Linked DNA regions of Homo sapiens: region 1 is linked to region 2. The links are chromatin loops, found by intact Hi-C in ENCODE. Cell type or tissue: Caco-2. All regions are shown on one strand. Each heading gives the region's core, and the rest is flanking DNA. Links, peaks and the distances in the headings are about the cores only. Region 1 overlaps LOC105369506 (a long non-coding RNA gene). Region 2 overlaps LOC105369506 (a long non-coding RNA gene).

Region 1 (5,376 bases), core at 98-5,097, 72 kb before region 2:
ACAGCTTAAACAAAGGATATCTAAGATAAGATAACTAAGTAGAAAACAAAAAGGGAAGTTGGGAATGGAGAAAAAGGGAGTTAACCAATATATTAATCCAAAAGATTAATTAACACATTCGTGGTAATTAGTACAGACTCTGATTGGAGCTTCCTAGTAGCTAAAGCAAAAAAGGAAACTATCCCCTATTCTTAGGGGATTAAAAAAAAAAGTTCTGATTCTAAATCCTGAGAATAACTTCCCATGTGGCACTTCATTTAGGAGACATTGGGTGATAGGCAACGTTTTCAATAATACTGCTTAATATTCAATATCTTACATGTAATATGTGATGTTCTGGGTGTCTAGGGTTTTGGAACAGTGCTAGCTTCTTTGAAGGGTTAATTTGCCCATGTAGGACTCAAATAGTGACCTCAGCTTTATTAGGACACTATTCAGGCCAACCCAGCTCACTGAATCAAGCAGAGAAGAGGGAAACGCCATGGACACCAACACCACATCTGACTCCCCAGCAAGGTCCTTTGGAAGAAGTACCCCTACGTTTTGTCCCTCTGAAAACAGGCCCATCTTTTCTACCCTGCCCCACTGATGTGCTTGGCTCATGGAGACAGTCATCAGACAGAAAGCGGGGTTCAGCACTCTGAGGACAGAGGCAGGCTTCAGGCTCATCCCCTGGAAATCGTCTCAGCATAGTCTGTCTCTCTTCATCAGAGCATTATTGAACCAGACCTTGTTTTCATCCCTTTTCTCCTGGCATTCCAGGATCTTATTTTTGGAGGGCATGCATGAAAATATTCTTTTCAGCCTTCTCTACTACTCAAAGTAGAATACATCCTTGTGTGGTTGAGAGGATTTGAAGGCACTGGGGTATGAAGGCAGAGGAACAGGTGAGATGATCTCAGTGCACTAACCCTGATGTCTGTTCCTTAAGGGGAGCCAGGCTTCCACTCAAACACAGGCCCACAGGGAAGCATGCTCCTACCAAAGAGGATTCTTTAGTGTACAACTTCCTCTGTTCTCATCCTAGGCTCCTTCAATGGACTCCAAGACAGAGCCTTGGGTTCAGTCAGGGGCAAGCCCATGCCCTACACAACCCACTCCCACCCCCCCCCCACCCCATTCTGGGCACTCATAGCTCTTCCTCTGGGTCTCTCCATCTCCAGACCAACTCAAACAGCTGTGTCTTTAAGATGCTTCCAGATAAGAACCCCCCGCCCCTTTGCCCTTGACTCAACAAAGTTTGCATTCAAGATCCTTCTAAAGAATGACCTTCTTTCTTTTCTTGTGTTCCTGTCTGCAATACTTGCCCCCCACTTCTGGGCTTGGCTTCTCACCCCAGGACCCTGGATTTCTCTCTGCACTTTGGACTAGTTCTTTGTTCCTCTTCATGTCATCCACTGGTATGATGGTTAATTTTATGTGTCAGCTTGACTAGGACACAGGGTACCCAGACATTTGACTAAACATTATTTCTGGGTGTGTCTGTGGGATTGTTTACAGATAAGATTAGCATTTGAATCGGGACTGAGTAAAGTAGATTGCCTTCCCCAGTGGGGGTGAGGATTATCCTATCTGTTGAGGGCCTAAGTAGAACAAAAGGTGGAAGAAGGGAGAATTTCTTCTCTCTGCCTGACTGAGTTTAGACATCTCTTGTCTGCTCCTATCCTCAGACTGAAACTTACACCATTCACTCTCCTGATTCTCAGGCCTTTGGGTTTCGTCTGGACTACATCATCAACTTTCCTGGGTCTCCAGCTTAAGACGGCAGATCGCATGACTTCTCAGCCTCCATAATCATGAGAGCTAATTTCCTCACCCATCTCTCTCTCTACGGCCCTCAGTTGGCCTACCAAAGTGAGGCAGGTAATGCCTCTACTGCTCTTGAAACTGCTTCCCGGAAACTGATCAAAACGTGAAGCTCAGCAGTTTCTCTCCTTACTGACCAAACCCTGCAGAAGCCCCAGCACTATTGTACCAGAGCATGTTCCATGTTTCTGAGTTTCAGTCTGGGGCTGTTTGCACGCTGTGGCAGCTGCCACCTGTTCACTATCACTAAGGGCAGAGAGAAGGCACAACATGGAAATGCAGAGAAAAAGAACATTTGTAAAACCTGCCCTTGACTATTGTTACTCCAGGTGTACTCTCCATTTCCATCTAAAGTCCTGCAAAACTTCTTGTTTAGTCCTTCGGACACAGTTGTTTCTTTTCATTGTGATTTCAGTGGAGAATCTGAAAAAGGCCGTTGTGAAGCAAGATGTGAAGGAGGCGGCTGCTAGTCATGATTTTCCTGAACCAAACTGCATACAGCGTATTTGGTTATCCGCCGGGACGGTAACCCTGGCAGCCACTCCTTGTGTGTCCTTCGGAGGAGGGCTCCTTACATTCTCCATGGCTTCATTAATAAACTGGCTGGAGGCTCATTTTGTGTATGAGGACGTAATGAGACTGCGCATGCCGAGTGTTGTGGCGTGGTCCTTGTCCCACTGAAAGGTGCTCCCTGGAGGTCAGCCTCATTTCTCCTTCCCCCTTTCGCCCTTTCCCTTTTTCCTTCCCCATCTCTTGCTTTTTCCCTTCTTGACTCAAGCCCGAGCTCCTGCAAGGCGTGGAGAGAAGCCTGCGCTGCCAGTTGCAGTAGGAGCATCATCTCCAAAGGGGGCGCTCTAACATCAGGAAACAGGCCTTCAGGGACCTTGACTGTGTCTATGAGGACTGTGCGCTGGTACCTATGGCTGGACATTTAAAAAATGGCTTTTCTGAAATCTTTGCCTTGATATGCTATCAATTTTTCCAGATGCCTTTTCAATATCTGTCTACAGAACTGTATGAAATTATAGTAAGTCCTACAGCTGGGGGGATGACGATATGACAGACATCTCTGGCTTGGATGAAAGAAGCTGGCGACATACTTCTGGCAGTGGGTCCGCTCTGGGGGACTGCCAAGCTGCAAGCCTCCCAAATAGGGGACGCTGGGTGCACCTAAGTGGGAAGCTACCTGCACCTCTTGTCGCTGTCTTCCTTCCTCCAGGTCCGCCTTCAGGCAGGAGGCAGATCTAGGCCGTACGCTTTTAGGCAGCACAGGGTGAGAGGCTGGCCAGGGTTTGCCTCCCTCTGCTAGACAGACCCCAGGGCCTTCAAGGTGGGACGAGGAGAGAATAAGGCCCTGAATAGCTTTTGTTAAGCTCTCCTGGACTGGAGAAAGCAGTTGTTAGGGGGGGCAAGAGGACAACACCTTTTCTAGAAATTAGAAACCTCAACTCATCAGCCTGTTGAGTGGTAGGAGGGAGGATCTTGCATCTCCAAAGGGCTCCTGACCACTCATCTCATTCCATTTATTACCTTTCAGGGTGCACAGGGCACAGGGAGCACATTCCACTGAGTTCTTGAGAAAAAGGATATGAGAAAGGTGAATAGCGCCTGGCATGTAGGTGTCCCCCACGTGGGAATGAGTGAGTGAACGCAAGCATCTGAAACAAACTGAAAGCCTCCCTTCCTGTGGGGGTTTTCCCCTCTTTAATTTATACAGATAAAAGGCTTATTTAATAGAGGGCTCTGAAGGCTGGGAAGTTCAAGGTCATGGCCCTGACTTCTGGCCAGGGCTTTTGCACTGCCTCATAACATGGCAAAGAAGGTCAAAGGGTGGTAGATACTTGCTAAGAGGTAAAACTCCAGCAGCCTTCTGGAAGAAAAGAAAAAACAAAAAAACGAAAAAAAAAAACAAAAAAACCCAGCCACTCTCAGGGGAATGAATCTGTTCCTGTGGGAACTAATCCAGTCTGGCCACAGTGAGAATGCAATTCATTACTGCAAGGATGGCACAGTGCCACTCACAAGGCATCAGCTGCTATGACCCAAACACCTCTCCTGTGGGTCTTTATCTCTCTCCATGGGAGGACCTGGGCATTAAAAGGGAGGATCTGCTAGGAGACAGCTTGGGAGGGCCAGAAGTGCTCCTGTGTCTGCAGAGGCCTGGGGAGGATGAGGGTGGCTGCACAGCAGCCTCAGGGATTATGGGGAGTGCTGCATCCTCTGATCCAGCGGCCCCCGTGTCCGGGCACAGGAGAGCCCACGAGGAGCAAGGTCCCAGGCATGTGTTACAACAACCTGCGGGTTGCTATTTAACAGCACTTGTCATCTTGTCCGTTTTGTCCACCTGCCAAGCCTGTTTCCACCGAGCTCTCCAGAGTGGGAGGCTGCTGAGGCTCCCATCTGCGGCTGATAACAGACGGCCTTGCCTTGCGTGAAGCGCAGGAAGTTAAGAAGCTTTTCTTTGCTGTTGTGGAGAGACCTCTGGCTCGAGGCAGTGCTCTCCGAGGGCAGCGGAGATACTGTCAATTACAAGCCTGTCCTTCAAGGCTCGGGGCTGGGCTGCGACAGGCTGTCTGCAGTTGGATGTGTGCGCACATCTGGGAGAAGCCTTCGTGCTGGGAGCCCAGTGGGGTTTGGCACTGGGTGGGCCTGGGTGTTCCCTTTTTCCTTAACTCATTGTAAAGTAATCTGTCAAGATGACATCACCTTAGGGGAAAATTACATCCTATCAAGGTGATCCTGTTTAAGTGGGAGTCTATCTAATATATCTATCATATTAGTATGTCTGCCCCGATTATGCATACCTCTGACACCCTACCCCAGAGATTCCCACACTTGTTTGGTTCAGAGCATTGTTAGTCTATCAGTAGTTTTTCATGGTACCCTCATGACAAAAGAACTAACAGCTGCATTTTTTCAAATAGCTAGGGTCAAACAACTTTATAAGTATTAATGTCCCAATAACTTAATAGCCATTTGAAAACATTATGAACTGAAAGAAAAAACATTTTTATTTTATTCCTAAACAATAATTATGTACGAATGGGCTGTGTGCACCTGTTGGGCACTGCACAACTTCTCAAATGTTGGACACCAACACTTTGTTTCACAATGATTTTTATGAAGGACTTGCTTCTTATCGCAGCAACCACAGAAAACACACCTTCAAAAAGATATGACCTAACAGACAGGAAATCGTGAGATCTAATGTTGAAACTGTAAACTACTTTGAGTTAGTAATTTGCTCAATGTTTAGTGGAAGTTGAGTAGCTTTGTGTCTCTCTTCAAAAATTAACATATACTACAGGAATGTGAGTTCACTATGGTGACCCAGGATACCTTGTTACATGATTTGGGGACTGTAGCCCTACTCTATGCATTTATTGTATATTCTCATGTTTAAGGAAATGGGGTGAACTAGAAGCCTGGTTGGGAGCAAAGAATGAGGAGATAAAAACTGCTGAGCTTAACCTACATCTTAACATTCTCAGGGCACATTCTCAGGTTGTGCTCTTTCCTAGTAAGAGTCATGAAGCTGGAGTCTTTCCTGGGAGTGTTGAAGACAGATTG
Region 2 (5,376 bases), core at 187-5,186:
AATACCACTGGGGCAAAATACACCATTTGATGCTCAGGGTTCTTAATTTCCAATAGATTTTGACATAATAGTTCTTTGCCATAAGATTGGCCCTTTGATGCCTTTAAGAATCTTTTAAAAAAGTTATTCATTATACTTAGTTGTTTTCAACATGAGGATCATCCAAACAATGTAGCCTGCCTTATCATCAGAAAAAGAAGTTGATTTTAAGTACAGCTGGAAACCACTGAAGGTATTACACAGAAGAATGATTTTATCCAATTTACTTTTTAAAAATTATGATATGGAGAATGGAGTGGAGGAGGCAAGAGTGAAATCGGTAGGCTTAATGAAAGAGTATTGAGTAATCTAGGCGAGCAGGTTGGTTTGAGCTGGGTTGTGGCAGTGAAGAGGGAGCAAAATAGGTAGGTTTAGTTATATTTTGTAGATTAGAATAGAAAGGACTTGTGGATAATTGGATGTTAGATAAGGAGATGGAGTCATTCACAATAACTCCCAGTTTTTGTGTTAAACAACCATTTGAATGATGGTGCCATTGAGAGGCTGCCATGATATGAGGATAGAGCAGATGGTGTGGGTTTGATTCAGGGTTGTTTGTGTGTGTGTGCACACTTATGTTAAGTGTTTATGTATATGTAGAAATAAAATTCAGTTATAAGCTTGTAATGCTTAAGATTCATATGAGATATCCAAGTATCACCATCAATAGTGATTATTTGTGGCTGATGAGATTAGGGGGAATTTTCTATTTTTCCACATTTTGACAGATAAACATATATTTTATTTGTTTTTAAGGAAAAAAATGTTGTTTTAAAATAGAGGAAGCCCCTGTATACTACAGAAATTATAATTCCTTTTGAAAACTTGAAATTGATCATCTTTATATTAACATTCCCATCTGTTTCCACTTCTGTATATTGTTTGTGTGTATCCACCATACTGTAAATTACTTTAGTGTCTGTCAGAGACCATGTCTGATTTATTTCTTATCACTTTTCTCTAGTATCTACCACATTGCAGTGCACATGGTAGATGCTTAATAAATGCTGAGTAAATGAAAGCTTTTACAGATTAAAGATACTCCATAGCTAGTTTTTCATTGAATTATGGATTAGACTGCCCATAAGGATGTTGCAATCACAAACCAACATATTTTTCCATTCAGAGTACCCAAAACTATACCAGCAGAACCTACTTTTTCACGTTAAACCCAGCAAAACCAAGGTGGAGGCTGAACTTTGGAGACTCACTCACATCCCTTCCACTTGAGTCCTAGTTGGGCTCTCTTTTCCCAAAGGCAGCAACAAACTGAGCACTGCAGGAACACCTAACCAGCCCAGGCAGGCTTCAGTGGCACTAACCTTAATGCATTAGCTTGCCTACAGCTTTGCAAAAGCACAGATGGTATGAGAAACCTCTCGCTGCTATGGACCCCCAGACATACCACGGGCCTCCCTTCTACCATAATAAGCTTCCTCACTCTCCCACAACAGCAGACTGTATAATGATGACATTTCACTCAGCAAACCCTGGAAGAGCATGGGGTTTGTTTCTTCTTGTTTTATTGTTGTAACTACTGCATAAGTATAAACCTTCTTAGAAATCCTCAGAGTGTAAAGCCTGAGACAGAGCAATCTCTCTGGAGCCAGCAGGCTCCTCACTCATCAATTATGCACATGCTGGTGTCATTCTCAGGGCTGGACTATGGAAAAGCCAAATAGCATAGACAGGTATTTAAAAGTCAAATTCTCCTAGACTCTCGATGGGGTCGAAAGCAAGATGTACAATGCAAGCCAGAAAGTGACAAAAATGCTCTGGTTTCCATAACTCTCTTCACCTCTCCTAGAGTTTCCCTCTCTAGCTATAACCCCACCAGTGTAAAGATTGGGAGATTTTTCAGTGTTCCTGCCAAGCAATGCCTAGTGCCCATCCTGCTTCAATGCTCTTGTTCTGGCAGCTTCCCAGAGGGCCTGTGCCAAAGTCACAGGCTGTCTGGAGAGAACACCCAGCTGGCCACCCTGAGGAACACCACCACAGAGACGCTGAGTCAGGCCCAGCCAAGCAACAGCAGCTGTTGCAATGAGACTTTGGGGAGTGGAGGCCGCCTAGTGCTCTGTGTTAGCAAGGCACTGAACAGCATCTGCAAACCGCAAAAAGCCAATGCATAATGCAGAAGTGCATGCTCCACTTTCTACCTCTTTCTTCATTGTTCTCCCAGGAAATGTAAAATAGATAGCTTGGCCATGGTTTCTGCCTACAGTCATGTCCTTAAATACTCCTGTCTATGGCATTATTTTCCTATACCCAGGCATCTTTGGAGAGTCAAGGCAATGCATACTACAATGGAGCTTAAGCATGATAGCAGGAAAAAGAGTGGTTGGTTTTCAAGTAATTGGTTCTTCAGGCCTCATTTTCTATATTCTGAGATCCCTGAACAAAAGGCACTAGAGGTAATGGTGAGGCTGAGTAAAGAGAGGAGGTTCTGGTGCTGCTGGAGCTCTGGGTCTGCCATACCTTGACCTAGGCACTAGGCACCAAAACCCTAGCCTCCACTCCTTTGCTGCTCCCCTTAGACTTCTATCCAAAGCTCCCAGAGCTCAATTGAAAGCAGCAGGCAAAAAGTCAAATACTTCATTAAAAGCAGCAAGAGACTCTATTGTAAACCTGCAGCTTTTGCCCATCAAAGATGAGACACTGGGATCCAAATCGGTTCTGGTTTCAATCAGAGATCAGATACTGAAGAGATAGCTTGTGGTGTGTATCTTTTCAATGTGCTGCAGAAAGCCCTTCTGTTTCTCCTGTTTTTACCTTATTTTTATACCCTATAGAGACCCTCAAGAACTGCTGCTCATAATACATACATACACACACACACACACACACCCACCCTCATTATGCTAAGCTAGGGAGAAGCCGAGAAAACACTTCAAAAGGTAAGCAACGGTTTGAGTTTCAGGTTTATTGAATTCCCGGAAATGCTGTCTCTCCTCCTGAGAAAGGTTAGTGTTTGGAAACAACTTTAATCTGGCTAAAGAAAAGGGAAAGAGGGAGGAAAAGACAGGGAGAGAGAGCGCTGGCTGAGGGAAGAGATGGAGAGAAAGAGAGAGGGAATTGTTAATTTCAATTGATTTTCTGATAAGGTTTCATATCCTGAAGTGTGCTTCAAATCTGAGAAGTGACATCTGCTGAGATCGCCCGTCAGTGTCTGAATTCTCCTGAATGTAATTAGATCTGAGACAAGATAGAAGACTCAGTACGGTGGCCCTTAGGGAGGAAATGGTCTTTGAAAAGAATTATGTTAATCAGACTAGCCTTCTTCTTGCATCTGTTCTGCTGTTATTCTGGGTAAAATTAATAGGTCTAAGGAAGGATCTGATCATAATGACAATCTGGTCTTCACAGCAGGTGGTTTTATAAAGGAGTTGAACTGTGCCTTGTTGAGAACACTTAAAGTAATTAGTTACAGGGCTACTCACTTTCTTTCCTTTTTAATAATAATAATGGTTATTAATGTTTACAAATTAAAGAGTCTTACTCTAGATGAAAGGAATGCTGAAACGGAGACTCGGGAGTAGACGCCTGTACCTTTATGCCTCCTGCTGGGGTTGAAGATCCTACAGCAAACCCCCCTTTTTTGTGGATTGTACTCCCTTTTTCACCTCCCCCCAAACCCATCCCTTCCCTCTTCGCTCCCCGGAGCACCGCTAGAAACAAAGTGCTTAGAGCTTACAGTGGGGAGGAGTCAGCAGAGCTCAGGGCAGAGGCTGTGAAGTAGGTGCTCAGTAAATATTTGCTGGGAGGATGGAAGAAAGAGATGTAGAAAGCAAGAAAGACTAGAAGTAAAAAAGAAAAGAAGAAGAAGAAAAAGGAAAATAACAAAAGGAGGAAGAAAGACTGGAAGTTAAAAGGAAAAAAAAGAAGGAAGAGAGAGAAAAAGGAAGAAAGGAAAGAAGGAAGAGGAAGAAAGGAAAAGCATTCTTATTGCCTTACTAGAAGGTGTAACTTCAAAGGAGGGGCAAGGGTTGATGTTATAATTTGTGTTCAGTTCTCTTCTCTGTAAGTCTATAAACCAGGGTGGGCAAACTGACAGCCAGTGGGCTAAGTTCTGCCCACCCCTTGTTTTGGTAAATAAAGGGGGATTTTTGGCCTATAGGTTTACATATTGTCTATAGCTGTTTTCACACCTACACCTGCATAGCCTGTATGGCTGTCCCAAGCCCAAAAATTTACATGTGGCCTTTCACAGAAAAAGTTTGCTGATCTCTGTTATCATCTCTTGAGATAATTTGATGTTAGGATACCCTCAGTGGGACTGACCTTTCAGAATAGAACTGCATGATGTTCAGAGACATGTAGTCTCTCTTAGGTGTGTAGGCAGTGGGGTAGGGCGAGGAAGGAGGGACGAAAGAGGGTGAATTGTTTTTTGTTTTGTTTTCTTTTCTTTTCTTTTTGAGATGGAATCTCACTTTGTCACCCAGGCAGGAGTGCAGTGGCATGATCTCGGCTCACTGCAACCTCCACCTCCTGGGATCAAGCAATTCTTGTGCCTCAGCCTCCAGATTAGCTGGGATTACAGGTGCACGTCACCGTGCCAGGCTAATTTTTGTATTTTTGGTAGAGACGGGATTTCACCATGTTGGCTAGGCTGGTCTCGAACTCGTGACCTCAGGTGATCCACCCACCTCAGCCTCCCAAAGTGCTGGGATTACAGGTGTGAGCCACCACACCCGGCTGGAGGGTGAACTGTTAAACTTCTGTCTTCTCCGTCTGAGAACACGTCCCAAGAGGTCGAGATGCCGTGTGTCTGGCCCATGTCCACAGGGCTGAAGGGGGCTGCAGAGGGGGCAAGATTGAAAACTGAAGACCTACTTTGTCTCCTAACAAATTGTCACCACTCAATTTAATGTGTATGTACAACTGACAATGCAGAGTGATAAAAGAGTGACATAAAGAGAAGACTTAGGTCCAAGATCTTCCTCATACTGACTCTGTCATCCTAGCCAAACCATTCAACATAGGTCCAGTCTTCTGAGCTTATCTTCTGTCTTGTGAAATGGAGAGGAAAGTTATATGACTTTATAGCTTTAATGTGTTAGATAAGCAAAGTGTTTCAAATACATTGAAAGCAAAATAGTTTTAAGCAAACAGTTATTACATAATAGTGATAATAGTAATTTTGTAATAATATGATGGACCTGGATAAGCCACTGTTTGTGTGCTGTGAAAGGGCAGACTATGGTCTCCTGAGATCTGGCTCTAACAGAAGATCCTATGTCTAACAGGCATTTTTGATAAAGCTGAGTGTGCTGAGGCATCTTGAAACTATAAGACAATGAACCCTAAATCCAGTGGCATAAAACTATGAGCATTAATTTC

Evidence for each region. Peaks named below come from ENCODE experiments on the same cell type or tissue, not always from the same donor. Only the 100,000 strongest peaks of a DNase experiment are listed, where the experiment ranks them.
Region 1: it touches region 2 in a loop (6-fold over the local background); 2 of 110 quality-filtered maps call a loop at or near these places.

What each region holds. Positions count from the first base shown.
Region 1 is chr11:114,772,177-114,777,552 of GRCh38, forward strand. It overlaps LOC105369506 (a long non-coding RNA gene), which reads right to left. Exons shown (of 3, transcript XR_948042.3): 3 at 4,795-5,376. It also overlaps a transcript of NXPE2 not described here. Among named protein-coding and RNA genes, the nearest start is that of NXPE2, 96 kb to the left of the region's middle. In Caco-2, for the core only: a CTCF peak has its summit at 2,659; DNase peaks (open chromatin) are centred at 2,655 and 4,276.
Region 2 is chr11:114,844,549-114,849,924 of GRCh38, forward strand. The region is part of intron 1 of LOC105369506 (a long non-coding RNA gene); the gene reads right to left. Among named protein-coding and RNA genes, the nearest start is that of NXPE2, 170 kb to the left of the region's middle. RefSeq lists an enhancer at 2,247-2,746. In Caco-2, for the core only: no CTCF peak of the experiment used is centred there; a DNase peak (open chromatin) is centred at 2,063.